2 separate regions of the Homo sapiens genome follow, and region 2 is linked to region 1. A link is a loop called in an ENCODE intact Hi-C map of the cell type or tissue named here. Cell type or tissue: mammary epithelial cell. All regions are shown on one strand. Links, peaks and the distances in the headings refer to the core of each region. The heading gives the core; the rest is flanking DNA. Region 1 overlaps ADAMTS20 (ADAM metallopeptidase with thrombospondin type 1 motif 20). Region 2 has its middle 83 kb from the start of PUS7L.

Region 1 (16,294 bases), core at 3,828-11,827:
TTAAAAATAATAATTTAAATTTAAAATTACAGTAATAAAATAAGCTCATTGTAATAATTTAAAGGGCACCGAGATGTTAAAGAAAGCATGTAATAGTTTTACTGTCTCTGTCTTCTGTCTCACTTACTGTTAAATGTTTGGGGTGTATACCTTTTAGGCTCATTATACAAATTTTATGAGTACTTGTATATTTGGAAGAGTTTGTTTTTACAAAACTGGGATTAAACTACACACACCATTTATATTTTTACTTAAAAATGCATTCTGGACATCCTTCCATATCAAAATTTATAGACCTAATTCATTCATTTAACAACTGCCTAACATTACATTATTCAACTACTTCTCTATTGAGGATTATTGTCTTAATTGGTTTCTTATTTAGTCTCCTGGGATTTTCAGTTATGCAAGGCTTTCATCTACAAAATAAAATCAGAACAATGAAAAAATTTTCTTCCTAATATTCATACTGTTTATTTCATTTTATTTTCTTATTGCTTTAGCTAGTATTACCAAAACAATTTTATATGATAGTGATGAGAGCCAGCATATTGCTTTTATAGCAGTCAGTTTGGTATATTACTATTTACTAAGAACTTATTAATAATATAACACATATTGATGAATATATGACCCAATACAATATATAAGACCTGGATAACAACCCAAATGCAACCACATAATTTCACTTCCGTCACCCATTTTGTTCACTTGCCTCCCCTTACCTGAAGCAACCAGCATTCTTAATTCCATGTTTGTCATCTCCTTGCTTTCTTCTTCTTACGTGATGTTATTATACCCATATATGACATATATTTTTATTTTAGTTTTTAACTATATTTTAAAAACTATGTTGGATTTAATTTTCTCACTTTCCTTACTTACAGTGACAACATTTATTAACACTGTTGTGTGTTCAAGTAAGAAATTATAGATCTCTTCTAAATTGTTCAATTACTTTGCCAAAGAGTTGTATAGAATGTTCTCTTATGGTTGATTCCATTGCTGATGAAATTAAACCCCTGAGATCTGTATTGATAACATTATCAATATTTATATTGATAACAATATCAATAACAACAACCAAAATTTGTTGTTAAATTTTGGTTCTCTTTCCTTTTGTTTTTAAACGTCATTGTCAAGCAGAGTCCCTGTGTCATTCTATTATAAAGATAAATGCACACATATATTCATCGCGGCACTATTTCCAATAGCAAAGACATGGAATCAACAAATGCCAATCAATGATAGACTGGAAAGAGAAAATATGGTACATATACACCATGGACTACTATGCAGCCATAAAAAGGAACGAGATCATGTCCTTTGCAGGAACATAGGTACAGTTGGAAGCCATTATCCTCAGCAAACTAACTCAGGAAGAGAAAACCAAACAACTTATGTTCTCAATATTTATAAGTGGGAGTTGAACAATGAGAACACATGGACACAGGGAGGGGAAAAACACACACTGGGGCCTGTCAGGGTTGGGGGAGGGAGAACTTCAGGAAAACTAGCTAATGCATGCTGGGCTTAATACCTAGTTAGATAGAATGAATAAAGTCTAGTACAACAAGGTGACTACAGTCAGCAATAATTTATTGTACATTTCAAAATAACTAAAAGAGTATAATTGGATTATTTGCAACACAAGGAAAGGAGAAATGCTTGAGATGATTTATACCCCATTTACCCTGATGTTATTATGTACTATATGCCTCTATCAAAATATCTCATGTACCCCATAAATATATATACCTGCTATGTACCTACAAAATATTTTTTAATAATAAAAAAATTTTAATTAAGAAAACACTCTGAACCAGGTCCCCAGGATTTGAATCCCAGCCATGCTACTGATTAGTTAACATATGGCTAGATTTTGTTCATTAACTCATTTCTATAAAGTTTCTGTTTTTTGGTGGACAAATTCAACCCATTCAGTTTTATCATGGTAAATGATCTGTTTAGTTTTGTTCCTTTTATTTGTTTTTATTTCTACCTCCATTACTTAGCAACTGTGTGAGTTTCTTAAGCTCTGTATGTTGTAGATTCCTCATCTGTAAAATGAGATTAACAATAGCACCTATCTTATTTGGTGTTATTAAATGTTTCAATGATAATGATAATAATATTCTTTAAAAATTTATGCTTTTTTATTGCAGACTTTTTTTCTGTGATCTAATTATCATCTCCTTCAGTGTTCTCATTTCAGACAGAAACTGTTTCTTTCATCATTTTATTTTATTTTTTAGCTTTTATTTTAGGTTTGGGGTACATGTGCCAGTTTGTTATGTAGGTAAACCTGTGTCACAGGGGTTTGTCGAACAGATTATTTCATCACCCAGGTACTAAGCCCAGTACCCAATAATTATTTTTTTTCTGCTCCTCTCCCTCCTCTCACCCTCCACTCTCAAGTAGGCCCTAGTGTCTGTTGTTCCACTCTTTGTGAACTTGAGTTCTCATCATTTAGCTTCCACTTGTAAGTGAGAACATGCAGTATTTGGTTTTCCATTCCTGCATTAGATTGTTAAGGATAATGGCCTCCAGCTTCATCCATGTCCTCCAAAAGATACCTCGTTCCTTTTTATGGCTGCATAGAATTCCATGGTGTATATATACCACGTTTTCTTTATCCATTCTGTCATCGATGGGCATTTAGGATTATGAATAATGTGGCAGTCTTTCATTATTTTAGTTTGCACAGAAACCATCTATTCTAGTTTAGTCTCTGTCAGCCTGATTTCTTCAAACCATAGTGCTTTCTTAATTGAATTGTGTTGTTTTTTACTTATTATTGTTAGCCATTGAGATATATAATTTCTTAGCACTTAGGCCAGACAGACTTTGGGAGATTCTGCAGGCAGTGCGATATTAACAGGCAGTAGAAGATAAGATGGGATTTGTTCTTCTGCTAGAGACAAGTGGTAAATTACTTGACAAGAGGGATGCTTTCTTTTGAGGAGTGTGGAGAAGGCTTTTCTCTTCTTAGATGAGGGCCGCTTGTAGTCCCACATTGCAAATCATATCCAGTGCTGCTACATCAGCTAGCATAGTCAGCCTTTCCCAGAATAGGATGCCACGTATGGACAAGGAAAGCATCTCTTGCTGAAGCTTTGTTCATTATCACTTCCCCCACCCCAGCTTTATTGATGTATAATTCATTGATAAAAACTGTATATATTCAAGGTATACATCATGATGATTGATATATGTATACATGCAAAATGATTACCACAATCAAATTAACACATCATCACCTCACAGAGTTACCAATTTGTATGTGTGTGGTGAAAACACATAAAAGCTATTCTCTTAGCAAATTTCCATTAAATAAGACAGTATTATTAATTATAGTCACTATGCTGTACATTCAATTCCCAGACATTATTCATCTTATAACTAGAAGTTTGTATGTCTGACCAGCCTCTCCTCGTTTCCCTCACTCCCCAGCTCCTGACAACCACTGTTCTACCCTTTGTGAAACTTAGTTCTTGTCCTTTCTAGTTTTCTCCTGTGGACAGACATTTGGGTTGTTTTTAGGTTTTACTATTATGAATAAAAGTGCTATAAACATTCTTTGAAACATTTTTTAATTGTGGTAAAAAAAAAAAAAAAAAGGTGGCCAGGCACGGTGGCTCACGCCTGTAATCCCAACACTTTGGGAGGCTGAGGCGGGCAGATCACAAGGTCACGATATCGAGACCAGCCTGACCAACATGGTGAAATCCTATCTCTACTAAAAATACAAAAATTAGCTGGGCATGGTGGCGCACGCCTGTTATCCCAGCTACTCAGGAGGCCGAGGCAGGAGAATTGCTTGAAGCCGAGAAGCGGAGGTTGCAGTGAGCCGAGATCGCGCCACTGCACTCCATCCAGCCTGAGGCGAGACTCTGCCTCAAAAAGAAAAAAAAAAAAAGGTAACATGAGGTTTGCCATCTTAACCCTTTTTACGTGTGCACTTCAGTAGTGTTAAGTATATTCACATTGTTATGCAACAGATCTCCAGGACTTTTTCATCTTGCAAACTGAGACTATATACATTCACAACTCCCCATTTTCCCTTTCTCTATCCCCTGGTAACCACCAGTATACTTTTTGTTTCAGTGAATTTTACTATTTTAAGTATCTCATTTAAGTAATATCATACAGGATTTAAAAAAAAAAACTGGCTTATTTGACTTAGCATGATAACTTCAAGGTTCATTCATGTTGTCATATGTCACAGCATGTCCTTCCTTTGTTGTTGTTGTTGTTGTTGTTTTTGTTTGTTTGTTTTAGAGGTGGAATCTCATTCTTACCCAAGCTGGAGTGCAGTGGTATATCATAGCTCACTGTAGCTTCAAACTTGGAGGCTCAAGTGATCCTCCCACCTCAGCCTCCAGAGTGGCTGGAACTACAGGTGCATGCCACCACACATGCCTTCTTTCCTTTTATATACTGAATAATATTTCATTGTATGTGTATACTACATTTTGTTTATTCATTCCTTTGTCAATGGACATTTGGGTTGCTTCTACTTCTTAGCTATTGTAAATAATACTGCAATGAACCTGGGTGTACAAATAGCTCTTCAAGACCCTGCTTTCATTGTTTTTGGATATTTACCCCAGTAGGATTGCTGGATCATATGGTAGTTCTATTTTTATTTCTTAAGGAACATCCATATTGTTTTCCGTAGTGGTTATACCATTTTACAACACTACCAACAGTGCATAAGGTTTCCAATTTCTCCACATACTTGTCAACATTTGTTATTCTCTCTTTCTCTCTGTTTTGTGTGTGTTTAATAGTAGCCATTCTTATGGGTGTGAAGTGATATTGTGGTTTTGATTTGCATTTCTTTAATGATTAATTGTGCTGAGCATCTTTTCATATGTGTGTTGATAATTTGTATAATGTATTTGGGAAAGTGTTTATGCAAGTCTTTACTCATTTTTAATCAGGTTGTTTGTTTTCCTGTTGTTGAGTTGCAGGAATTTTTTTATATTCTAGATATTAATTCCTTATCAGATATATAGTTTGTAAATATTTTCTCCTAATCCATAGGCTGCTTTTTTGCTTTGTTGATTGTGTCCTTTGAACAATAATTTTTTAAGTTTGATGTAGTCCCATTTGTCTATTTTTGCTTTTGTTGCCTGTGCTTTTGATGCCATATCCAATAAATCACTGCCAAATCCAATGTTATGAAACACTTTCTCTATGTTTTCTTCTAGGAGTTTTAATATCTTGGGTCTTTTAGATTTGTAACTCATTTTGAGTTAGTCTTTCTATATTGAGTGGTCTTGGCACTCTTGTCAAAAATCATTTGATCATATACACAAGGGTTTATATCTGGGGTCTCTATTGCAGTTCATCAGTCTATATATTTGTTTTGCTATGAACTTATACCAGTTTTCTTGTGAATGTATATTTTCCTTCTCTTAGATAAATACCTAGGGGTGGAACTGCAATGTCATAGGGTAGATGCATGTCTAATTTAAAATTTGCCAGATTGGTTTTCAAAGTGATTGTACCAGTAGGTATTATTGCTCTTTGTAATTTTAGTCATTCTGGTAGGTAGAATCATATTTTTTTTTGTCTCTTGGTTGAATTGGTATTGAAGCACCTAAAGATACCTGAAATTTTATCTTTACTATGTTGTTAATTTATTTTTTGCCTCTTTCAACTAGAGTGTAAGCTTTATGAGGTGCTATTTGCTCCTCAATACCTAAATGTTTCCTGATATGGATTAGACATGCAATATTTCCTTTAAATTAACAAATAAATCAAAGCATAAATATTTATCTTTTCCTTGATTGAGATTTCTATATATCAGGTATATCTGGGATCTCCTCTAGGGTCCAGTAATTGGTCATGGATATTTTAGTGACCAAGTCACTTCAGGAGAAAATGGCAAGAAAAAGTTTTAGGACTGCACAATTTGTCAAATTTCCAGAATTTTCCACTGAGATAAATTTTAAAACCTAGGAACATAACAATATTAAAAGCTAGATGTTTTTAGGAATTAGAAAAAGAAGTTCATAGACACTTTTCAAAAGAAGACATACAGGTAGCCAACAAACATATGAAGAAATGCCCAACATCACTAATCGTTAGAGAAATGCACATCAGAACCATGATGAGATACCATCTCACATCAGTCAGAATGGCTATTGCTAAAAAATAAAAAAAATAATAGATGCTGATGAGGTTGTGGAGAAAGGGGAATGTTTACACACTGCTGGTGGGAGTGTAAATTAGCTCAGCCACTGTGGAAAGCAGTGTGGCAATTCCTCAAAGAACTAAAAACAGAATTGGCATTCATCCCAGCAACCCCATTATTGGGCATATACCCAAAGGAATATAAATTGTTCTATAAAGACACATGCATGTGTATGTTCACTGCAGCACTATTTAAAGTAACAAAGACATGGAACCAACCTAAATGCCCATCGGTGACAGACTAGATAAAGAAAATGGTGGTACATATATACTATGGAATATTATGTAGTCATAAAAAGAATAAGATCATGTTCTTTCAACAACATGAATGGAGCTAGAGGCCATTATCCTTAGCAAACTAATGCAGGAACAGAAAACCAAATACTGCATGTTCTCACTTGTATGTGGGAGCTAGATAACAAGAATACATAGACACACCAAGTAAAAGACACCTGGGCCTACTTGAGGGTGGATGGTGGGAGGAGGGAGAGGATCAGAAAAAAACAAATATGGGGTAACATACTTAGTACCTGGGTAACGAAATAATCTGTGCACCAAACTCCCATGACACGAGTTTACCTGCAGAACAAACCTGCACATGTACGCCTGAACCTAAAATAAAAATTAAATAGAAAAAAAAGAATAAGACGAATAAAATTTTTTATATTAATTAAAAAAAATTCATCTGTGGAAACTTAATGTCTAAAGTGTTCTGTTTCTTTCTTACAGCCATAGGATTACATTCGTACTTAAAATGAATTATTTTAATAATAATGAAATATGTTTTTATATTTATATCTAATTCTTATAATACAGCCATGTCTTGGTTATTGATTATTTTGGTATTGATTACTTGGTTTCTAAACTATCCAGGACCTTTATTTCTTCTCACTTGACTCCTTTGGTCCGCTTTTCTATTGAAAATACCACCACCAAACAATTGTCAGAAAAATTAGCCAAGAAAAAAGGAAGAAGTAAAGAGGAAAGGAGAGGAACAAAATGAAGGGGAGAGAAATAGGACAAGCACCTGTGCAGCCTATGAATTTTTTTTTCCATTAGGGCAATTAATTAAGATTTAAACGCACAGGCATAAATGTGTAAGTTTCTGTAAGTGCGTAGGACTTAAATGCATATTACTTCACTGTAATAATCTTTAATGTTCAATTATTTTTCATGCAGTATTTATATATAAGCAAACATAATAAATCAGGTATTTTATATAATCAAGTACTAAAAAATTTATAGGAACATTTGCCTTTCTGGATTCAATAGATTCACCCACATATTGTTATTTTGCTTAATTTTCTGTTGTTCTTGGTGCTTTTCGCATGTAGTATAAAGAAAGTTTGTTTTTTTCTATATTTTATGAAGTTTCACCCTACAAAATGGTACTACTCTGTAATGAGATTAAATGTCATTGTTGACTTGAAAACCTAATTTACATGCTGAGAAAAACATAAGAAGTCCTGGATATTTTTATTTTCTACTTGGTAGTTAATAAATGCTTTTGAATCGTCATACCTTCCTTTTCAAATATGACTTAGATAAAATTTCTTGTTGGTAAAATCTAAGAAAATGTGAACTTTTGCAAACTTTTTATTACTATAAAAAGCAATCTTCATGATAATGCTGTACAATACTATTTTAAATAACAATTTCTCTTTGTTCTTTTATTTTCATGTTGGGAACAGATATGTAAGTATTAAATATTTTTGGCTGTTCTATTTTTTGCGATATTTTTCGTCACATCCAATTTAATGGCTCTGCATTATATTCTTTTTTTCTCCCTAGAAAGTCAAATAAAGGAAACCAGTTTACCCTTTCATACCTACAGCAACATGAATGAAGATCTTAATGTAATGAAAGAAAGAGTTTTAGGACACACATCAAAAAATGTACCATTGAAAGATGAAAGAAGACATTCCAGGAAAAAACGTCTTATATCATATCCAAGATACATTGAAATTATGGTTACAGCTGATGCTAAAGTGGTTTCTGCTCATGGATCGAATTTGCAAAACTATATACTGACTCTAATGTCAATTGTAAGTAAACTTAATATGACTTTTATATTTCCTAAAATGTTTAGCTTAATGAAATTTTTTCATGTCGAATTAAATTTTTTTTCCAAACTCTTTAGATGTAATTTTGTATCTAGGTTTAAGCCAAAAATAAGATTTCATTGAAGTTTAGTTTAGATAGAGTTATAGCAAGTATCCTATTCTGTTACTTGGACACCTTTCTAAAACATTTAAAAATCCCCAAAACCTCTTATAGAAAATGCTTGAATTATTCTTTACTTTCTCACATGAATGGCTTCTGCCCTCTAGTGACAGGACTATCCTAGTTGCATTGATCTTTTTGCTCTTTGAAACTGAATTTTAAAACCTTACCCTATTTCTGCACAGAGGGGAGAAGATACTATTTTTATTATGGCTATATTCTCCAAATCAGAAATTTGGACGCTTAATATTTTAAGTTATACATGTATTTATGGCGTTAAAGGGATAGATTATTACTAATGCAACAGTCCTAACAAATTTGGAATATAAGGTCACGATAACTCTAAGGGTCCTTGATCTGATGTTACTATCTTTGTCAAGCAGTGGTAGTGCTAGTACCCACAGAACTGAATTCTAGAGCTAGTGAAGGGTGTCAATCCTGTGTAAGTGGCATCACGCTTCATCCTTACATGTGTGTGTGTGTGTGTGTGTGCGCGCGCGCGCGCGCGCGCGTATCCCCCTCCACCACCCTGGGACATTCCTGAATTAGGCCTGTTATTTTAGAGTAATCACTAAGGGTAGCCCTTTTCATGCTAGTTTAGTTGATGAATTACTGGCCAGGTGTGGTAGCTCACACTTGTAATCCCAGCACTTTGGGAGGCTGAGGCGGGAGGATCACCTGAGGTCGGAAGTTCAAGACCAGCCTAGCCAACATAGTGAAACATCATCTCTACTAAAAATACAAAAAATTAGCCAGGCGTGGTGGTGAATGCCTATAATCCCAGCTACTCGGGAGGCTGTGGCAGGAGAATCGCTTGAACCCGGGAGGCAGAGGTTGCAGTGAGCCGAGATCGTGCCATTGCACTCCAGCCTGCGCAACAAGAGTGAAACTATGACTCAAAAAAAAAAAAAAAAAAAAGAATTACATAGCCACCTATTTATAGATTCAGTGTATTTGGAACATATCTCATTGCTGGAAGTACTTCTATTCACATATAGGGAATTCAGGCCCACTTGGTTGAAAAGACTTAGCAAGGGCATATCTATAGGATATTGTAAATTTCCCTTAGCTAGATCCCAGTTCATTGTGACATGAAGATCATAAGAGACAATCATTTTTCTAAAATATGACATTTTACCTTAAATTCTTATTGTTATACCATAGTCTACGTTGCCTAAACACAGTATATGATACAGTGTGGGTACTCAATAAATAGTTACTGAAAGAATGAATGGAGACATGGTTAAAGTATTAATAAAAGTAATATTTTTTCAGAATTCAGTGCATTGTGATAAATAAAAACAAATATATAAAATGATTTTTTGAAATTGTGTAAAATTTACCCTTATTTTGTTTACTTCAATTGAATTTTTTAAAATGACAACAGAAGTATAGATAGAAATTTATCCTAATTACTTTTTTTAAATTCTGAATTTGAAGTAAAATTACCTACATATATTACCTAGATGAATAATTATCTAAATGTTGGTATGGCAAACTCTAAATTATGAAGGGATTCTAATGAAAACTATGGTGTGGAGGATGTCAGTTGATATGTACAAGATTGTATCAATTATATGGAACAATGGGATATACTTTGCAATAGAAAATGGTTAAAGGAGATGACATTCATTAAGAAAGTTGGGGCTCGGCGTAGTGGCTCACGCCTGTAATCGCACCACTTTGAGAGGCCGAGGCATGCAGATTACCTGAGGTCAGGAGTTCGAGACCAGTCTGGCCAACATAGTGAAACCATGTCTCTACTAAAAATACAAAAATTAGCCAGGCGTGGTGGCACATGCCTGTAATCCCAGCTACTTGGGAGGCTGAGGCTGGAGAATCGCTTGAGCCCAGGAGATGGAGGTTGCAGTGAGCCGCGATCATGCCACTGCACTCCAGTCTGGCCGACAGACTGAGACTCTCTCTCAAAAAAAAAAAAGCAATAAGGAAAGAAAGTTGGGTGGGAGAGATACTGAAGGAAAATACTAGATTTGATAGATTTTAAAACATGGTAAATGACAGATAACTATTGTCAGTGCTTTGGGCATACTGACTAGAAGGAATAAAGGAATAAACACAGGACCAATTTTGGAATAGTTTCATGCATTCTTGGTGACATCACCACCCTCAGAAAGGTTTTGTTATCTATATTTTACATAAAAATCAGTATTGGCCAGGCGCCATGGCTCACGCCTGTAATCCCAGCACTTTGGGAGGCCAAGGTGGGTGGATCATGAGGTCAAGAGATAGAGACCATCCTGGCCAACATGGTGAAACCCTGTCTCTACTGAAAACACAAAAATTAGCTGGGCATGGTGGCGTGTGCCTATAATCCCAGCTACTCGGGAGGCTGAGGCAGGAGAATTGCTTGAACCTGGGAATCAGAGGTTGCCACTGGGAATCTCGGTTCCCAGCCGAGATCGTGCCACTGCACTGCAGCCTGGTGACAGAGCAAGACTCCATCTAAAAAAAAAAAAAAAAAAAAAATCAGTATCATCACTGTTAGAAGATATTGTGACATACTTTGAGATAACTAAAGTTCTCCATGGAAGGTTTAAAGCCAGAGTTAATTGAAGGGAATGGAGACAGACCTTTTGACTTCATGGAAAGCAAATCTGCATCTGAGATTGCTTGAAACAACAGACCAATGCATGTGCTTATCATTTTCTGGATTTTTAGGCCTAGTAGAAAGAGAGCAGGTTTCTGTTGAAGACAGAATTTTTATAGACGCAGTCATCTGGTTTGTGTTAAGCTTTTGTTCTTAGGGAGATAGATGCAGCAAAGTTGAGGAAAAGGTGTGCATTCCAAATATAAGTGGGGTAGGAGGAAAAATTAAGGAGGGTAAGTCTCCCTTTTGAGATACTTTGAGTTTTTGTATATGCTTTCTTTCTTCCTAAGAAGCCCAATTTCAGATGACTTCTAAGCTACCTGGGTTTAGTGCTTTTCTTCTCTCTCACTGAAAGAATGTTCAAGTGAGGACATAGGAAAATTAGTAGACCCTATGGTTCTGTACATAAATTGTTGTTTTATTGGTTAAAAAACAGTGATCACAACTATATTTATGGTTGCAAAAATATTAAAGGTGAAAGGGAACTTAAGAGAAAGGGTGACAAACTCTCCCTGTTTTACCTGGAACTTGATCAGTTTTGGTATTGAGTCTCATGTCCTTGGAAACCCTTCAGTCCTGAGCAAACTGGGACTGTTGATCACACTGTGTAGCGATCAAATCCAGTCCAACTTGTTTTATTGTTACTTGTTAAGACCATTTCAAAAACCGCTTTAAAGGGGTAAGAGAAATGCTATTTGCACATAAGTGTCCACAGATATTTCTAGTTTAGGAAGGAGCTGTTCAGGTTTTGCATACTTTTTCCAGTTTTTAGAAGGCACTAACTGCATTTATTCAAACATACACATGGATTATTGGTGATATTCTGTCACGGTAATTTAGGAAAAGGTCAAGACAATGTGACATAGGCTTGGTATATGATAAAGACAAGTTCAAAGTGATGAAAAAATAATTTTTGTCTGTTGAGCTCCAAATATAAAGGGGGAAATAGGGGAATGCTTTCAGGATTGAGCAAATGGATTATATACACAACTTGGATTATCTATCCTTACTCATCCTGCACGAAGTAAACAATTGTGCTGTCTTCTTAAACTTTTTCTTTGCTTTCAACAATTTAACGAAATACCTGAGTGCAGTGATATTGAAATAAAGAATGTGACTTGATTCACTTTTTAGTTGCACTTAATGTTGTTAGAATAGGCTAGAGACCCTTCTTACTTAAAGGTTTCTGGAATTAACATTAAAATTAGTGGAGAAGAACACACTAATATATCTAGTGAAATAGTGTTTGTGTTAAATGAGCAGAGATACTCAGCTGTTATTCTAAAACCTTTATTCATAGGGAATTTGGGTGACAACACCAGGTTAAAATGGCATATATATATGCATTATTAAGCTACTAAAAATGTATGTAAACTAGAGCAGTTTTTTCTTCAGTATATTTATTTTGATACTCAATTTGTTATTTAATAGACCTTAAATATTTACTAAGTATTAAAGACTTCCACACTTCATTGTGTTTGTAAGGGTTTGACTCTATAATATTCATCCTGTTGCAGATTTAATAATGTAAGTTTAAGGAGCATCATGTAATCCTCAAGAATTAACCCTTTCATTAAATTATGGTTACTATTATTAGAGGCATATATCAACTAAAAACCCTCATTTGCATTACATTGATTTTATACCATTACTTTCAATCTTGTTAGTTGCTTTTACTGACGTTATTAGGATGGGGAAGATTTTTAACTATATTAAAATAAAAACTAATGATATGCTTTCATACTTCAGGTATAACCATTTATATTACTTTTCCCTTCAATTTAGTGCTCTGCATATTCTTAATTATTTGCACATATTCGCTTTGTATGTATGTAGAATTTCATCATTTTCAATTTAAAAATGAAAAGATCTTTCCAAAGAAGTAAAGAGTAATGATCTTTGTAAACAAAATTTGTTTGTCAAAATCAGTTTTTTATAGATGACTTTGTACTTCTTAATGAAGGTGGCCTATGAACATACCATATGTGAATGTTTGCTAAAGCTCTATCTAGAAATTATTTTCAAAATGGTTGGTAAGTTAATGGTGATAGCAATTTGTTTCATGCTTTGTATGAAGTATATTTTGCCTAGAATTTTCTTAAAGATTTCAACAATACAATTCATACCATTTCTTCTTCACCTTTCATTAAATATCCATGAAAGAATAATATTTACTATTTTATGAAACCTATAAACAAGTCAGAACTACTTAAGTGAAGGAAACTAACATTTAAGGAATGAAAGATTAAATACATTTTAAGTAGATCAATAAAAATTCGAATACATAGCACTCTAAAATGTAGTGATTAAGGTAATATATTGAAAATATTACAAGGCTTTTAGAATAGGATGATACGTTAGAAATCTGGTCTGGTGTTTCCTAAAGTGTAGTCTATGGAATGGAATATTAGTCCTATGATACGCTCCATGGTCGGGGGGCTAAGGACTACGGTCATATAGTTGCATGAAATGCTGTATATAATATCTCTGTCTCATAGATTTAATATGTGTATGTGTGTGTGTGTATGTGTGTTAGCCTATTCAAGATTCCATGAAGATATCTAATTATTTTAGCTCATTTCTCAAACTGTGGAATGATTTTGTTCTTTAAAACAAATGTCTTTCACAACTCTTCCCAACAGCACCTGGTTAATATTAATCCAATATGCAAGGACATTGTGACCCAAGGGTACCCAGTGCCTCAACATGGATATTAAAGACATTAAGACAAAAAAAATCAACTCATTTTCCAGGGTTGAACAACTAGCTTGTAGCTACTTGTTTAGAGCTGGAACTAAAGACCAGGTCTGCTGACTGCCTAGGGCTTCTCTGAGGCCACGGGCAAGTGACTATAACAGGACAATACCAGTGGCCGGGGGATGTGTTGCAGCAGGGTTTTGAAATGTCTTCAAATGTTTTGTACCAAGAACTAATTGGTTCAGAATGCTGAATAAAGATCAGATAAAGTAGTCAGTGCTCTAAAGCCAGACTGTACAGAATGAAAATTGGGTTCTGTTTGCTACCAGCTGCCTAACTTTCAGTGTCTTAGTTAACTTCTCTGTATCTTACTGTTCTTATCTGTAAAATGGACACTATAATAGTTCCTATCTCATAAGATTTGTTGTGATAATTAAATGAATTAATACATTTAAACTTGAACACATCTGGCACACAATAAACATTGAATAAATATTTTATGTATCATTTAATATTTACTCATTTATTATTTATAGCAAACGTAGTATCCTATCATCAAGGCAATCTAATTTGGGGTGGTAGTTTTAGGAAGGAGAGAAGTGCATTGTACATACTGCTTCAAAAATTCTCTGAGTACCAAATGGGCCTTGTGGCTATTCATTGCTTGAATCACAATTTAGCTTTATTGAATAGAGTTGTTCAATAACATCACCTTTAAACATCTAAATATAGTTAAAGGTATACGTATATCCTATATGAGCACTTAAATTATAAAGGTCAGTAAAACAATAAGAGATACAATTAGAAAAAATGAGCATGATGACATCCTTAATTATTTAATGAAATATACTATTTTAGTGTAAAAGCAAAATATCACTTTCTTTGGGGGAAGTAAAAATTATTTAAATCAAACCATCTGTTTTTGTATCTTTTACCCCCAGAGGACTGTGAGTTAAGGGCAGAGATTATGCCTTGTTTGGCTCTGTATATTTAGTAAGCAACACAGGGTTTGATGGGCAATAGATATTCAGTAAGTACTAAAAGAGATAATAAAGCAATCATGCTTTTGGATACTTTGCTTCCAATTTAGACATACTGTGATAATTAACTTGAAACACATGTACTAGAACTAGCATTATGTATATCTATATCTGTATTATGCCTTTTCTTCTGAAAAAGCTTTATAAGTAGCAATAAGAACAATAGCCACTGTGATTGATCCCTATGATCCTGGCTCTAATCTAAATACTATTTGCAGACCATCTCATTTAATCCTTATAGTAGCCTAGAAGTAGGTTTTATCAAATGGCTCTTAGAATTGGAACCTGTGTCTGTTTCCCTTAAATAACTATGTTTTATAGCCACTATCCACCTTGCATAACAATTGTTTGCATTATCTTTTCCTTAGTGTTACATTCAAGGATATTTTGCTGTAGTAATATATTTTAATTATACTATCAGAATATTGGGAATTTTTTTCCAAATTCTAGCTTGCAGATTTGTCACTTTTAAATAAAGGTGCAGCATCTGTTTCCTTCCGAAACTGGAAATATTTTTGTGATTATATATTTTATAGCTGATATTATAACATCCAGATTTTCATTCATAGTCAAAATACTTGGGACAATGGATATAGTAGTTAGCCATGTAGACACCTCATAGTGCATATGCTCTTTTTTCTGTGGACCACTGGATATGCATATTATTCTGAGACACAGAAGTCTTCACAGCTGTTTTTCATTTATAGGGGAAAAAGAGCTTTTATAAATACCTTTGAGGTTTGTCTTTTACCTTGTAATTTGACTTAGAAAAGCATCCACTTTTAAACTCACAGGATCAAAGTAACTCCAAAATCATAATTACAGGTGTGCTTTTTTTTTCTCCATGGTAGATGTATTTTAAAACATTGCCTGTAAAATGAATATATAAATTCAACTGTAAATTCACAGCTCCTATTTTAAAGTGAGAAATACTGCATTGCTAACAGACCTGCTTGAAATCACCAATCAGCTGACCATCCCAGTCTTAACTTACTGTCAACCCCACTGGGGCTACCTCCACTCTTGCCAAAACATGCTACCACCAGAGCCAAAGTCATCACTATAGGTACAGATGACAAACCTGTAAATATTTGAGGCTGCACAGCTATAACAGTAGTAAAGATGCTGGATTATGTATTTATGCTCATGCTGACCCTACAGTGTCAGCAGCTCTAAAGATGCTTTTGGCTCTAGTTCTGGTAGTAGTCCTTTTGGCACAAGAGACATTGGTAGCAGTCATGTTATATGTTGTGGTGAAGCAGCTTTGATAGAGTGAGGGCTCCGGTAGTGATACTTCTAACAAACTGTAAGCTTCATAAGGTCAGGGCCTTTGTCCTCTTATCTATATCTGCTTCTCTAGCCAACAAAGCAATGAGTAGATACTGAACATTTCTTTATTAAACAACTGAGGGAAGTAGCACACCCTGGAGCAATTGCTGCCTTGACTTAGGCAGTGGCCAACAAGAAGGTGATCTAGGGTTTAGAAGCAGATTTCATTGCACAGGTAGCCCAGATCCAGAGT
Region 2 (16,294 bases), core at 3,830-11,829, 170 kb before region 1:
ACCACATATCGGATATGGCAATGTTCAGTTATCAGTACCAGAAACCCAAAATACCAGTGAGTTAAACGAGAGTAATTTATTTACATCTTAAGTAAAATTCCAAAATAGGCAGTACAATGCTGATAAGAAATATCTGTTCCACAAAGTTCTTGGGAAAGAGATTCCTCCTCCCTTTTTGTTTGGCAATGTGTAGATTTCCATTCCTAGCGTCTACTCATGGTCCTAGTTCACTGCTCCATTCACATTTTCTAAGGCTGGGGGGTGGTGGCGGGGGGTTGGGGGAAATTGACCAAAAAAGGAGGAAAATATGTGGGCCAACTACTTTTACAGAAAGGTTTTGCTTATATGTTCTTGCTAGAATCCAGTCACATGCTGCTTGAAGATGCAATGGAAGCTAGGATATGTAGTTCTTATTCTGGGTGTCTATGGGTCTAACTAAAAAGTCAAGAGTTCTTTATTATGGAAAAGGAGAAGAACTACTGGGGGAAATGAGGAGTCTGTACCACCATATGAGAGTTACTTTAGGTTAAAGATGCTCTGAAAATAAAAATGGAAATACTAAGTCATTGGAGAATACCTTAAGGTAGTCATTGGAATTTTTTAATATAAAAATCACAATGTGCTCATATCTTATAACTTGCCATGTGCCCTGTCAACTTAGTAAATTAAATATACTTGGAATAAGGGACAGAAAAATAAGTAAATAGTAAAAATAACACATTATCCATATGTCCTAATAATCTATTTATCAAAGCAGGTCAGGTATAAAGAATATGAATTGTTCAAAATTATCTGAAATTGAAATAAAACTCCTTAATAAAATAGAACTTCAGTAGTTTTATATCCCTATATCATTGCTTTGAGTGTGGAAAAAAGAACAGTACACTTCACTGAAACAAAGGAGATGAACTAGAAATCCTGACAAGCATCATTTAACAGAAGGTGGGGGCTGGTTGGGCTAGCATCAAAAAGAATTAGGAAGACATGCAAATGTTGCAGAACAAAAACTTTGTGATAAATACTGAATATAACTATGTTACCTTTTGAAAGTCTTGGTTATTTTCATATTGAATATGAATAAATTTTAAAAATGAGGAAGAAATATCTAGAAACATATTTCACGCCAGTTTAAAGAAAATATTAATTCAACAATGTTCCAACTTCAGTGGTCTCTTAAATCATTATTTGTATCACTTGTTTTTCACAACTTTCTCCTTTTTTGCACCTGCACTTGCAAGATATGAAAGATGTGCTACTCTTCCCCCCACAAAAAAACCCGCTTTATTCAATTTATACCTTACTTTGTGAAGGAAAGCTTAGTGTTCCTAGAACTTCTGCTCTTGAAAGGATTGAATTCTCTAATGCTACATTCAAACAAATGTCATTTATTAAATAGTTATATTTCCTCATTAATGTTAGCATTTTTCTCATCTACCTGCTATGAAATTGTAACCAAAATAAAACTTTAGAGGCAGTGTGAGGCATCTACTGCCCACTCTTTTCCTTTCTTTGCGTCTGAGAGCAGCTGTGTTTTAGAATAAGGGGGATGATAACACCAAAGAGGTCTTTCTTGGTCTCCTCCTCAAATATAGCTAGGAATTTAAAATAATGTTGACATATATTTTGTAGCACACAAATATTAACTTTTGGTCGTTAACATTCTGTGCAATAAAATTAGGTCCCTCCCCCGGTCCCCACCCTCACTCAAACTATCCTTTTCTCTTTCTAATTAAGTTTAAATGAATTGGAAGTTATTCATCCTTCTTCTTTCCTTTGGGTTACCAGGGCGATGGGATGCAGATATCCAACAGTCATGGAGATTCTAACAATGCCAAGAGAATGTATTCCCTTTATATTTATTTAGTGAGAGGTCTCAAAAAATTAAGGGCAGGAAGTGATTGTTAGAAGAGTGAAGAGCAGGAGTGGATTCAGGTTTTGTGATGCCTGAGATTTATTTAATATGGGAGAGAGGAGGTTCCTGCTTAAGAATAAAAATACAAAATATCTTTACAAGCTTACAAAAATGATCATGCAACCATGGTGGTCTATGCAAAGGAGAGGTCCCTAAATGTTTAGCATCACAGAAAGTCCACATCTGGTTCAGTGTTCAGATGTATTTTGTGCAGATTTTTGCCACTGATTTATCTTATACTTCACCTAGTCCCCCTTTTGACTCACTAGACTTTTTTGGGCAAAACACTGGGTTTGTTAAATGACAGAATAGAAGTTGGGCAGTGCAGCCCAACTCTTCATGATTCCTGTACAGCCTATTTCAGCCTATGTGCCGGAACCCAGAGGCTGCCCTTTTGTTTTTTTCTAGCAAGAGATAATATGAACTTAACCTGGAAGGGGAATGATTAATGAATAAATTTTCCCTTGTAAAGAATCATGTTAGATGGTACCCATTTATCCTATGAATATTTATTATCCATTATAAACAAAGTATTTCAAGTAGAATTCCAAATGCCATGATATCTAAGACAACAATCCTTTAACTTCTATGAATTTTTCATAAGCTAAGTTAGGAAATAGAAAGTTGGGTGTTTTTGTGTATGTGAATATAAATGATAATTTCATCAGTAAAGCGGGCAAGTATTATTACTTAAAAAAATTCCTGACACTTTATATTTACAGGCTACTAATAAATAGTTTAACTATAAAGTAACGAGCTTCATCTTTAGCTAAACACACTCATATTTTGAAATAAATATGTTTCTTCTTTAAAATGGAGTCGTTTTTGAAAGTGATATGCTTATGCATTTATTCCAATATTATTGAATTTTGTTGGAATTTCCCACATAATTTGTTTTATACATACATATATGTATGCATGTATGTATAAATAAAATGTAAATATGTGTTTTATCTCATGTGTGGCCTATATGAATATACATGCACACACATACACATACATTCATGCACAAAGTTTTATCCTCTGCATGACCTATATATGTAAAACTACAAAATATACTGCTGTGGTTGTATTTATTTTTGTGTGCAGATATAAGAGTAAAATAAATAAAGGGAAATAACATAAACATGGATATGGGACATCCTCAATATTGTTACAATGTTGTAATTTGTAATTGTAAGGTGTAATTTCTCCATATTAATCTATAATTAAATGTAATTCCAAGTCTTGTTTTTGGAATATTTTACTTTAGAATTTGAAAACTTAAAAAGGCATTTTATAGTGCATTTAGAAAAAATGTATAAGAAATATTAAGAAAATGTTTCAAAAAAAAACCAAGAAATTTATCCTATCATTGAAATATATTTTAATATGTAAGACTTCAGCAATGAACATGTTCCATATTAACATATATTATGTAATCAATTCAGTATTGTACCAGTGTCAGATTGTACAATTAAAAATAAACCAAAATATCTATAATGATTTAGTGTGTGGATACGGTGGCATGGAAAGCCATTGAGCAAGGTCACATAATAATAACAGCATTTACTGGTTACTCACTGTGTTCCAGGTGCTGCTGTAATCACTTGACATATATTATTTCATCTCCACAGTAAACTTAGAAGGTTGCATTAGTCTTATTTTGTAGACGTGGAAACTAAGGCATAGAGAGATTATGCAAATTGCCAAAGATCATATCGGTGGTAAGTGAAACAGGCAGATTTTTAAAAACGTTTAATTTTTAATTTTTCTTTCCTTGTCTTATGGTGTTAGTAACAGGCAGGTTTTGAATCTAGGCAGTCTGGCTCTCAATTCAAGCTCTTAGCCACCATGTATTATTGTTCACAATGACCCTTATCCATTTTGGATGCTGATTATTTCAAAACATTGTTAGTATCATAGGCAAAAATTTTAAAAATGTTTTTCATTTTTAATTGAATTTTTTAATAATGGGACTGAACTTTTAAAATTATTATATATTTATATTTCTTTTTTGATGAATTGTCTGTTCCCACTGATATACTCAAATTTTTCTTATGGTTTGTAAGAGTTCTTCATATAGTAAGGATATTAACTTTTTATCTGTCATACAGATGGCTTTAGCCAAACTGGGCTTTACTTAATTTCCCCAAATGGCATATTCTGTCTTATCCCTGATTCATCTATCATACTGTCTTCTCTCTTTCTGAAACACGTTTTTCCTTTGTAACCTGTGCTCTGCAGGATCTGTTTAAACATCTCTTAGTAAAGCATTGCCTGAACTGAACAAAGAGGCACTTCTTCTAGGCAAGTAAAATGCCTTGTGTTTCCCCTCTCTGAAACACAGATCATACCTATATTTATTAATCCAAAATTTATCCATCCTAATAGAAGGCAAATTACCTGAGAATCACCATCTTGTTAATCTTGTCCACCTCTACAACTGGGGCAGAGCTTGGTACTCAAAATTGGGGAATTTCATACATATTTCTAAATTCATACATTTAGAAATATGTATGAAAAGCCTAACCTTTAACTCAGCAATTTCAGATCCACAAATATTTTTAAAATAAATAATTGGACAAGTATACAAAGATGTATATATGAAGTGGCTTGTTTCTTCACAGTTACAGTACTAGAAGATATGAACCATGACAATTTCTAACAACAAGGAATTGATAAATAAATTGTTCTACCTGGTTCAACCTTGGGAGATTGTATGTTTCCAGGGATTTATTCATTGTGTCTAGGATTTCTAGTTTGTGCACATAGAGATGTTCATAGTTATTTTTGATGATCTCTTTATATTTCTGTGGTATCAGTTGTAATGCACCCTTATCATTTTGGATTGTGCTTATTTGAATTTTCTCTCTTTTTTTCTTAGTTAAACTAGCTACTGGTCTATTGATTTTATTTATCTTTTCAAAGAACCATCTTTTAATTTTGTTGATCCTTTGTATCTTTTTTTTTGGTCTCAATTTCATTTAGTTCTGTTTTGATCTTTGTTATTTATTTTCTTCTTCTAGCTTCGGGTTTGGTTTGTTCTTGCATTTCTAGTTCCTTGAGTTATAATGTTAGGTTGTCAATTTGAGATCTTTCTATATTTTTAATATAGGGGTTTAATGCTATAAAAATTTCTCTTAGCACTGCTTTTGTTAAATCCAAGAGGTTTTGGTATGCTGCGTCTCTGTTTTCATTCATTTTAAAAACATATTTGATTTCTGACTTAATTTCATTATTTACTCAAAAATCATTCAGGGTCAAGTTGTTTAATTTCCATGTACTTGTGTATTTTTGAGAGTTCCTCTTGGTATTGATTTCTAATTTTATTCCACTGTGGTCCAAGACGGTTCTTGATAGGATTTTGATTTTTTAATATTTATTGAGATTTGCTTTGTGGCCAAGCATATGGTCAATTTTGGAGACTGTTCCATGCTCAGATGAGAGAAATGTATATTCTGTGGTTGTTAGGTAGAATGTTCTGCAAATGTCTATTAGCTCTATTTTGTCCAGAGTCCAACTTAAGTCCAGAGTTTCTTTGTTGACTTTCTGACTTGATTACCTGTTTTGTGTTGCTAGTAGGGTGTTGAAGTCCCCACTATTTTTGTATTTCTGTCAGCCCCTTTTCTTAGGTCTAGTAGTATTTATTTTATGAATCTGGTTGCTCCAGTGTTGGGTGCTATTTATTTATGATAGTTAAATCTTCTTGCTTTATTTAATCCTTTATCATTATATAATACCCATTTTCTCTTATTTTCCTGTTGTTGGTTAAAAGTCTGTTTTATCCAGTATAAAAATGGCTACTCTGCTTGCTTTTTTTTTTTTTTTTTTCCATTTGTATGATATATCTTTTTCGACTCCCTTGAGTCTGTCTTTAGTTATTTGGGAGGTCCCTTGTAGGCAGCAGATAGTTGGGTCTTTTTTTCTTTTTAATCAAATTTGCCACTCTCTATATTTTAAGTGGAGTATATAGGCCATTTATGCTCAAGGTTAGTATTGATATGTGAGGTTTTTTTTTTCTCCTGGTCATAGTTTTGTTAGCTAGTTGCTTTGGGGTCTAAACTGTGTAATTACTTTATGGGATCTGTGGACTTTCTACTTATGTGTGCCTTTATTATGGCAAGTATCACCTTTTCATTTCCATGTTTAGGACTCCATTGACCATTTCTTGTAGGACCTGTCTAGTGGTGAGAAATCCCTTAGCATTTGTTCTTTTGGGAAATACTTCATTTCTTCTTCATTTATGAATCTTAGTTTGTCAGGATATAAAATTCTTGACTAGCAATTTTTTCTCTTTTAAGAGCTTAAAGATAGGCCACCAATCTTTTCTGATTTGTAAGGTTTGTGCTGAAAAGCCTGCTGTTAGTCTGATGGGATTTCCTTTGTAAGTGATTTGATGCTTCTGTCTAGCTGCCTTTAAGATTTGCTTTTTCATGTTGACCTTGGATAGTCTAATGACTACATGGCTTTATGATATTCATCATGTAGAGTATCTTGCAGATATTCTTCGCATTTCTTAAATCTGGATGTCTACATCTGTAGCCAGATCAGGGAAATTTTCCTGAATTATTCCCTCAAATATGTTTTCCAAACCTCTTTTTCTTCTTTTCCCTCAGGAATGCCTAAAAGTTGTAAGTTTGATCACTTTACAAAATCCCATATTTCTCAAAGTCTTTGTTCACTTTTAAATATTGTGTTTTCTTTATTTTTGTCTAACTGTGTTAATTTGAAAGACAGATGTTGAAACTCTGATATTCTTTCTTCTGCTTGGTGTAGTCTTGTTAAAACTTTCAATTGTATTGTGAAATTCCTTCAGTGTATTTTATATTTCCAGAAGTTCTGTTTTTCAGTCAAACATAACTGTTTGTTTTCAATAAAACGGAACTCCTGATCTGTTTTTATGCCTTTTTGTGTTATTTTTCAACTTTCACTTAGATCTCACTGAACTTGCTTACAACCCATACCTTAAATTATTTATCTGTCGTTTCAAAGTTTTCATTTTGGTTAGGACCCATTGCTAGAGAGCTGGTGTGGTCTTTTGGGGGTATCACAGCATTTTGTTTCTTCATGGTGCTGGAGTTCTTGTGCTGGTTGCTTCTTATCTGTAGAAACTGTCACTTTTTACATTTGAATTTACTTTCATTTGGGTGAGTTTTTTTCTTCTCTCCTTGAGAGTGTGACTGTTGCCTATGCTGGCTTTTTTTTTAATGTAGTTTCATGTGGCCAAATCTCTGTTTGAATTAGTTGGTTATAGATAGTGTAGTGGTTTTCTCTAATGCTAGTTGTTTGTAGGTTGTAGTAGCAGTGTGCTGTATGTGTGATCAGGTTCACTGTTTCCAATAAAGATAGAGAGAGCCATATTTTGTTCTCCAGCACCTCTGTCAGCAGGAATTACATTGGGTTGGGCAGTTCACCATGCATGCCAGTAGGTGGTGCTTGTGAGTGACAACTGGCTGTCGTACACGTACACTAATGTCAGAAGTTGTGATGGACAGTACGGTTTGACCTCCCAGCCAATAGATGGTGCTTGTAGGCAAGATGAAGTTACAGTGATGGTAATGGCTTTTTTTTTTTTTTTTTTTTTTTTTTTGAGGCAGAGTCTTGCTCTGTCACCCAGGCTGGAGTGCAGTGGTGTGATCTCGGCTCGCTGCAACCTCAACCTCTGCCTCCTGGGTTCAAGCAATTCTCCTGCCTCATCTTCCAGAGTAGCTGGGATTACAGGCACCTACCAACATGCCTGGCTAATTTTTGTATTTTTGGTAGAGATGGAGTTTCACCATATTGGTCAGGCTGGTCTTGAACTTCTGACCTCAGGTGATCCACTCACCTTGGCCTCCCAAAGTGCTGGGATTACAGGCGTGAGCCACTGTGCCCAACTGGTAGTGGAATTTGTATTTGGCCTTTGTTGATAGGGGAAGTACTGGGGTGTCCCTGGCGATGGGTGGGGTGTGTGGCTCTCAGGGGTCACTCCCCACACTGCTGCCAAGGCAGCTAGAGGCAGCAAAGCTGGACACTGCTGGGTCAGGCTGGTTCAGGCTCTCTAGGGCAGGTACAGGTGCTGACCTTGGTGAAGTTCTGGGGCAGCTCTCAGGCCACTGGGACAACCGTCCAGGGAAGGGCAGAGGCATCTCTCCTGTGCCACAGAGCCAGCTCAGAGGAAGAGGGGTGGCCTGGGGTTTTCAGCGCAGTAGGGAGCTGTGGGGCCTGCTCAGCTCCCACACCCTGATCTGGTGGGTCTTCCTCCTCTCAGTGTCTGGCTCTGGCAACAGGCCCAACCAGTTAGGCTACTTCCAAGTCATCTATGCCCAGATCACTGAGCCATTCCAGGCATTCCAGAGTATAAAATTCCCTGTGGCAGAAAGTAAGGCTATCAGGCCAGACACATTCCAGGTCCTGTGAAAGGAGGGGTGCCCAACTCCTGCGTCATGACATGGACCTGCACTAAACTCTTCTCTGTGTTCTGACAGTGGGGGCTCCTCTCCTGCTAAAGATCAGGCCACTAGTCTCATCTTCATACCCCTAGGCGGTGTGGTCAAGTCCTGGGGAACTGGGACCAGACCAGCAGATTGTCCCCTGGCCACTCAGGGTCATGCACTGGCTGTGATGGAGGTGTTGAACTGCTCCTAGGCCACCAACAAACCACTCCAGGCAGGGCAGTAGAGACTGTGCTGTGGGTGCCCACTTGCCCCACCGTGGGAATGACAAGCAGATAGTCTTGAGAGGGACCAGCAGGCATGAGGGGCACATGATATGATGCATCTCAGTCCTGTGACAGTGATGGTGGGTTCTGTCTTGGGCCCATGAGCACACCCAGCCTCAAATCTCTCCTGGCCTCCACAGATGGCAGGAGCTGCAGCCACTTAGGGCATGACCCAGAGCCTCAGGGGATGGGTGCCTAGAGTTATGTTTTGCTATAGCTGCCCAGCACGCTGAAATCTTGAGGGCTCCATGAAGGTTTAAGCGGTGCCTCTGCTTGTTCTCCAGACAGCTCTCCTTGCCACTCCAAATATCTGCAGGAGTCATGGGAACTCCCGTAGCTAGGATCTCAGAGGTCCACGGTGGGAATGTGGTGCCCTGGGTTTCCTTCATTCATCCTTTCCCGGGGTTCAGTCTGGGTCTAGGGGTTGGTTCTGGCACCTAGCAACACCCAGCAGGATACTCCACTTCCTTCCTCTTCAATCACAGTGCCTTCCATCACATCTCTGTTACATTTCAGTGTTTTCTCTCTAAAGATCCATTTGAAGTGTGAAGGTTTACTGGATATTTTGCTTCCTCTCTGTGGAGGAGCCACATCTTAGCTGCATCTAGTCAGCTGTCTTGAATCTAATCTCCTGGACTCATTTCTATTCAATTGATCTCTATGTCTATCCTTATGCCAGTACCACACTGTCTTGATTACAGTAGATTTGCAGTAAGTTTAAAAATGAAGAAGTGAGAGCTTTCTAGCGTTGGTTTTCTTTTCCAAGATTGTTTTGGCTAACCTGGGTCCCTTGCATTTCTATAAAAATTTCAGAATCAGCTTTTCCATTTCTTCAAAAGAACCAGTTGAGATTTTACTAAGGATTGCACCACATCTGTAGATCCATTTGGGCAGTATTGCATCCGAACAACATTAAGTTTTCCAATCCATGTACAAAGAATGTCTACCATCTATTTAGGTCTTTAATCTGTCTCGATGGTATGTTCAGTATACAAGTCTTGTACTTAAAAATAATTTTATTTTTGGCCAGGTGCGGTGGCTCAAGCCTGTAATCCCAACACTTTGGGAGACTGAGGCGGGTGGATCATGAGATCAGGAGATCAAGACCCTCCTGGCTAACAGGGTGAAACCCTGTCTCTACTAAAAATACAAAAAATTAGCTGGGCGTGGTGGCACACACCCATAGACCCAGCTACTTGGGAGGCTGAGGCAGGAAAATTGCTTAAACCTGGGAGGTGGAGGTTGCAGTGAGCCAAGATCATACCACTGCACTCCAGCCTGGGTGACAGAGAGAGATTCCATCTCAAAAAAAAAAAAAAAGAAGTAATAATAATAATTTTATTCCTAAGTTTTTTTATACCATTGTATTTTTAGACTACTTAATTGAAATGGTTTTTTGTTTTTTAGTGTATACAGCTCGAATTATTTAACAAGCGGTTTTGGTAGGTTTTGTTGATTTATTTAGTCTCTTACCTAATATTTCAACTGTTGTAATTCCATGCAAAAAGATGTCATTACCACGTCAAACAAGACAATTTTATGTGAAAAGCCAGCTAGTTCATTTTGGCACTACTCTGTTACTACTTACATGCCAAGTTCATATTCTAACCAAATGTTTTCTAAACTTTATTATTTTCCTTTTGCCTTTATGACTCTTGTCATATCTACATGCCATTTAATATATTTTTTAAAAATCTAATCACTTTTTAAACATAAATAAATTTATCTAAAAGGAAATGTTATATCACAGATTTAAGAAGGTAGTAAATTAATGTCTTCTCCTATGCATTACAATAAATATATTACTATTAAAGTAAAAAATGTCATGCATGTGACACCTAAAATTATTTTTAGGTAATCGTAAGTTTACTACCCTTTGGGAAACTCTATTATAACCAGTTTAATTAATCGTATAAATAAAAATTTCCCTAAAATTTAATATTTCATGATGACCGGATGATTAGTGACAGAAAGCAAATAATTAGGGTCACTATCAGATCACCTATGCGAAAGACAGGAATAATTCTTCCAGTTCTTAATTGTGTTTTCTAGAGAATATCTAAGGAATATGTATGAGTTTATAATACTCCTATGAGTAAAATCTGCTCTCATTCAATGCTACATTGGATAGCATGGATTACATCATGCTGTTATCTCACAAATAGGATTAATTCCCTCTTAGAAGGTAGGGACTGTGTCTATTTAACTTGCCTCATACAGCATGCAGCATAACTTTATGTTCATTTGGGAACTTAATAAATGCAAGTGGATGATATAATTTATTTGTTAATCACCAATCATTCTGAAAAATAATGATGTACCCAGAGCTGATGGTTCCACCCCACAACAGTTGTTGTTTTTTTTAATTGAAGGTTGAACATTATTGAAAGGCCTCTACTTAAAAGGAAACACAATAGAAAATTGTTCAGCTTTTCAACAAAAGGAGGGAGCTTTTGTCTTTGATAATTAAATTCCTTTCAAAGATAAGAATTAACTGAACATTTATTTTACTTGGAGAGTAACAATATTTATTTAAACAACAATTTAAAGCATTTTATCTAAAAAAGAAAACACTTCTTGTCTGGATTTTTAAACAATCCTTCAGTAAAAATCAGGCCACAGAATTTTTCTCAGAAATAATTAGCTAAGGGTTGTGTAGTAGGGAAACAGAGACTCTTGGCTTATCTCCTTTTTTTTTTTGAGACAGTCTCACTCTTGTCGCCCAGGTTGGAGTGCAGTGGCGTGATCACGGCTCACTGCAACCTCCGCCTCCTGGGTTCAAGCTTCTCCTGCCTCAGTCTCCTGAGTAGCTGGGATTACAGGCACTCACCACCACACCCAGCTAATTTTTGTACTTTTAGTAGAGACAGGGTTTCACCATGTTAGCCAGGCTGGTCTCAAACTCCTGACCTCGTGACCCACCCGCCTCAGCCTCCTCAAAGTGCTGGGATTACAGGCACGAGCCACCACACCTGGTGGCTTATCTCTTGACACTACAGTTTTGAAACGTTTAGAGAAATACCAAAACTAGCTTCATTCTATCCCTTTCCATCCCCTGACACTCCTTCCTCAAATCTGGGTCCAGCTTCTGTGAAGCTAGAGACAACTTCCAAGTGTAGAAAAGGGTCTTTCTTATAGTTACTCCCACAGTCTAGGAATACAAAAGCTAAAAGAATAATTGTAATCTAACCAGGAAGTAGAGACACAACTCACATAATTTGATTTTAAACATAAAATTTCCTAGATGTGGCACTTCAGAAAAAAGAATCAGTGAAGCCAAAGAGGGTGGGGAGTGTATTGTTCAATAAATACAGAGAGTATTTGAGAAGCTTTATAATCTAATAGACACTGTGACTTATAGCTTGGCACCATATTGTTATAGGCAAAATATACCTGAAATTAATTTTAGTGAGGTTTTTAAATTTTGTTAAAAATAATCAGGGAAGATCCTTTTAACTAAGAGCAAACAGCTAATTGTACTGTTTTATAATCTGCATCTTCGCCACCTATAAAGTGTATGTTCCTATATTTCTTTTGGTTGCACTGTAACTGTGGCAGTAGAGTTGTTTATCTTGATTAAAAAGATGATAGAGCATCTATCTGACTGGCAATCTAAATAGAAATTCCTGTTCCAAGGTGACAGGAAGCTCTTTGATCAAATGTCCAAACTAAAGGTAATGTAATCATCTGTCTTCCTGTTGCAAATGCCCTTCATCATTCAAGATGTTTATACACTTGAGTGGAGTGATTAGGGTTAATGAAACTGTTGGTATTCCAAAATCCTTAAATTAAACATCTATAAGGCCATAAATTTTATTTTTCTGCTCTTTTAAAGACAGTAGGAGGATAAATGGTTTTGCAACAGTAAAATTAAATCTGGATCTATATTTCCTCTCATATAATTTTTTTTAGAATAGTAAACACATCAAACAGGACAGATAAAGCAGAGGGTTTGGTCTTTTAAGTAATAGAAAATTGAGGTGAATGTCTAAAATCTCAGGCCTAATGACTCTTGGTAATGGAAAAATTCAGCCCCTTTGCCAGTACACATATATTTTTCTTTGATATAGTCAAGATTGTTGAAATAATTTCGCTTCTCAGTTTGTGCGTCCTTGGTATTGGACACAAATCTTGCCCTCCTTTGTATTAATATTAGCTTGCCCTTCTTCCCTGCCTCTTTTTTCCTTCTCCCTTTTTCCTGATGCCCTGAGTTTACATCCCTCACTAAGGTGATAGCTTTAGATGATCACTTTAGGCTAGGCTAAGATAAGAATTCTTTCATATTTATTTGTCATAAAAATATGTATACAAATTAAGATTGAACTTTTTATGACCTGTGACCATAAAGTTATAAGTACAAAAAGTGTCTGAATTAAATTATTATAATTATCAAGAAAATACAAATAACAAAAACATGAATATGTTATGCATTTGATAAATGGGTGGTAACTATAAAAATTAACTTTTATTGGTAACCTGGATCTTAATGAGCTGGATATGGAACTATTTTCTCTAATTAGTTTGTATGCACAGATGTTTATTAGTTAACACTAGGGTATATCCTAAGGGAATATATCATGGTAAGGTTCAGGATGGGTGAGAATGACGTCTTTCCTTGTAAGGGGGAAAATGACTATCATGAAAGGGGATATAGGAAAGTAAAACCTACCTCTTTAGCAAAGATACTTTCTCAGTCAGCGTCTTGGGACATTTCAGGGTTCTTACGAAAATTATTACTTGAAAAATATCCTTGTTTTGTGCCACTTAGGTGTATATCTGGGAATAAGTATAAGCCAATTCGAAGACTGCTAATATGGACAGTTACAGGTCACTTCTTTGTGGCATTACCCTAGCCTAAGCCTTGTGTTCTCCATTAGAGACTAAGGACCTTCTTTGATATAAAAGTCAAAACAGAGCTATGGTCTGTGGAATGCTAATTGCAAGGTACCTGGAAACAACTAAGAGATGCCAAGAGTATTCCAGAGAACAGATTTTCCTCAAGGTATACCAGAGGCATTGGATTGCATATCAATCAAATTTATTTAAACAATGGCCATTTGCTTTACAGACATTAATCCATCTTAGAGAGTACATAATATTTAAATCAATTTTCTATATTTAATACCTTATCTGAGAAACTTAGCCTTAAAGTAAAACTGTTTGTGTAAATGTTGATTTTCTGACAGTTTCTCAGAGTGAATCTCCTTAGCATCCCCCTTGTTCTGTTTGTTGTTGTCATTTTCCTTTTTTTTTAAATTTGAAAAATTCAGAAAGGGAAGAGATGAATAATGACCCACATCCTGTGACCCAGAACGAATAGTTGCTAACATTTTGGTTTTTGTGCTTTTGTCTTTTCTCTATGTGTATTTTTTTAAAAAAGATTTCATAAATGACAAACTGTATTAGTTTCTTGTGGCTGTTGTAGCAAGTTACCACAAATTGGGTGACTTAAAACTACAGAAATGTATTTCCAGTTCTGGAGGCTCTAGCTCTGAAATGAGTTCCACTGGGCAGAAATCAAGGTGTGGTCAGGGCTATGCTGCCTCCAGAGGCTCTAGGGAAGATTCTGTTGCCTGCCTTTTCCAGCCTCTGATGGCTCTTGCCATTCTTTGGCTTGTGACTGCATCGCTCCAACCAGCAACTTCCAACTTTTTTCTCTCTTCTTTCTATCTTTGCGTTGCCTTTTCCTTTGTGTGTCTGTGTCAAGTCTCCCTTTACCTCAGTGTTATAAGTACAGTTGTGATTACATTTAGGACCCAGTCTGATAGTTTAGAATAATCTAAATTAATCACATCCGCAAAGTTTTTGACATATTAGTAACATTTTTAGGTTCTAAGATTAGAACCTGTATCTTTGGGCTTGGGGCACTTTCAGCCTACCACACATATGAATATATAGTCTATTTAAATTACAATTTGGGATTTTAGAGATAAAGCTAAAATCCCACTTGCTCCCAATTTTGGACCTCTCCACATTCTCCAGAGATCACCATCATCTTTATAGTTTGCCATCCTTCAAGTTCTTGTGTTTTCTAGAGAATATCTAAGGAATGTATATGAGTTTATAATACTCCTATGAGTATTTTATATATATAAATATATATATGCAGACATATACATATACACACACAGATATCTATATCCATAGATATAGATACACACAGATACGTATATTAGAGATAGATACACACAGATGTGCATCTATCTCGTCTATCTATCTATCTATCTATCTATCTATCTTCTATCTATCATCTATCTTTATATACAGCAGGTTTCTTTACTGTCCAATATTATGAATATGTTTCTTTTTGGTGCAAGATTGGGCAGGTTTAGTGCCTGCTGTGAACAGATTCGAGTTCCCTAAACTCTGAATTCCACTCCCATAATGCAACCTCCTACACGTGCACGATTCACTGGGTCTCTCTTTATCACCTTACAGGAATTGGGGCTCAGGGATAGAGCGCAAATTTGCTGTATTGCTGTGACTAATAAATAGTTTGCTTCTATTGCTGTGACTAATGAACTATCCTGTGTCTCTGATTCAGGAGACTCATGTCTTCCACAAGCATCCAGTAAACTATGGCTGGCTAATTTGCTGGCTTCTAAGTAGAATACAATCTCTGACATTTCATAGTACTTTCATTTCCAAATTTAAAACTAGCATAGCTGATAACTGCAGAAAAATGCTATGTGAGCCCTCAAATTTAGATTTCAAAAAAGTTTAGAGAGAAAACTGATTTTTTCAGGGATCTAGAACTAGAAATACCATTTGATCCAGCCATCCCATTACTGGGTATACACCCAAAGGATTATAAATCATGCTGCTATAAAGACACATGCACATGTATGTTTATAGCGGCACTATTCACAATAGCAAAGACTTGGAACCAACCTAAATGTCCAACAACGATAGACTGGATTAAGAAAATGTGGCACATATACACCATGGAATACTATGCAGCCATAACAAATGATGAGTTCATGTCCTTTGTAGGGACATGGATGAAACTGGAAACCATCATTCTCAGCAAACTATCACAAGGACAAAAAACCAAACACCACATGTTCTCACTCATAGGTGGGAATTGAACAATGAGAACACATGGACACAGGAAGGGTAACATCACACACTGGGGACTGTTGTGGGGTGGGGGGAGGGGGGAGGGATAGCCTTAGGAGATATACCTAATGCTAAATGACGAGTTAATGGGTGCAGCACACCAACATGGCACATGTATACATATGTAACAAACCTGCACATTGTGCACATGTACCCTAAAACTTAAAGTATAATAATAATAAAATTAAAACAAAATAAAATAAAAAGTTAATCATACATGAACAGGCAAATCTATACTTTTAGACTTATACATACATGCATACATACATACACATATATATACACACACATACACATTGTGAAAAAAACATATAAAAACTTTAGAGAACACTTGTAAAAATAGGAAGAGAAACAAGTTACTTATGCTGTCATCATTGTGAAATAACAACTACTGTGAAAATGTCTTAGACTTAAAAATTGGCTTTGAAATTCCTGCATCTGACCAATCCTGCTGCATTTTCTTTACAGTGAACCTATGGTCTTTGTTGGGGACTAGCGGTAATTGTGTTTTATATCAATATTATAAAGGTAAGACATATCTCAAATATGCTATATTTTCTTTAACAATGCATACTATACCT

The links. Peaks named below come from ENCODE experiments on the same cell type or tissue, not always from the same donor. Only the 100,000 strongest peaks of a DNase experiment are listed, where the experiment ranks them.
Region 2: a loop joins it to region 1, with 26 times the contacts of the local background. A loop is called at or near these places in 8 of 110 quality-filtered maps.

Annotation. Positions count from the first base shown.
Region 1 is chr12:43,494,107-43,510,400 of GRCh38, reverse strand. It overlaps ADAMTS20 (ADAM metallopeptidase with thrombospondin type 1 motif 20), which reads left to right. Exons shown (of 39, transcript NM_025003.5): 4 at 7,996-8,249. Among named protein-coding and RNA genes, the nearest start is that of ADAMTS20, 50 kb to the left of the region's middle. In mammary epithelial cell, for the core only: a CTCF peak has its summit at 8,532 (motif pointing left); no DNase peak of the experiment used is centred there; H3K27me3 peaks cover 360 bases.
Region 2 is chr12:43,667,430-43,683,723 of GRCh38, reverse strand. No RefSeq gene overlaps it. Among named protein-coding and RNA genes, the nearest start is that of PUS7L, 83 kb to the left of the region's middle. In mammary epithelial cell, for the core only: a CTCF peak has its summit at 7,316 (motif pointing right); no DNase peak of the experiment used is centred there.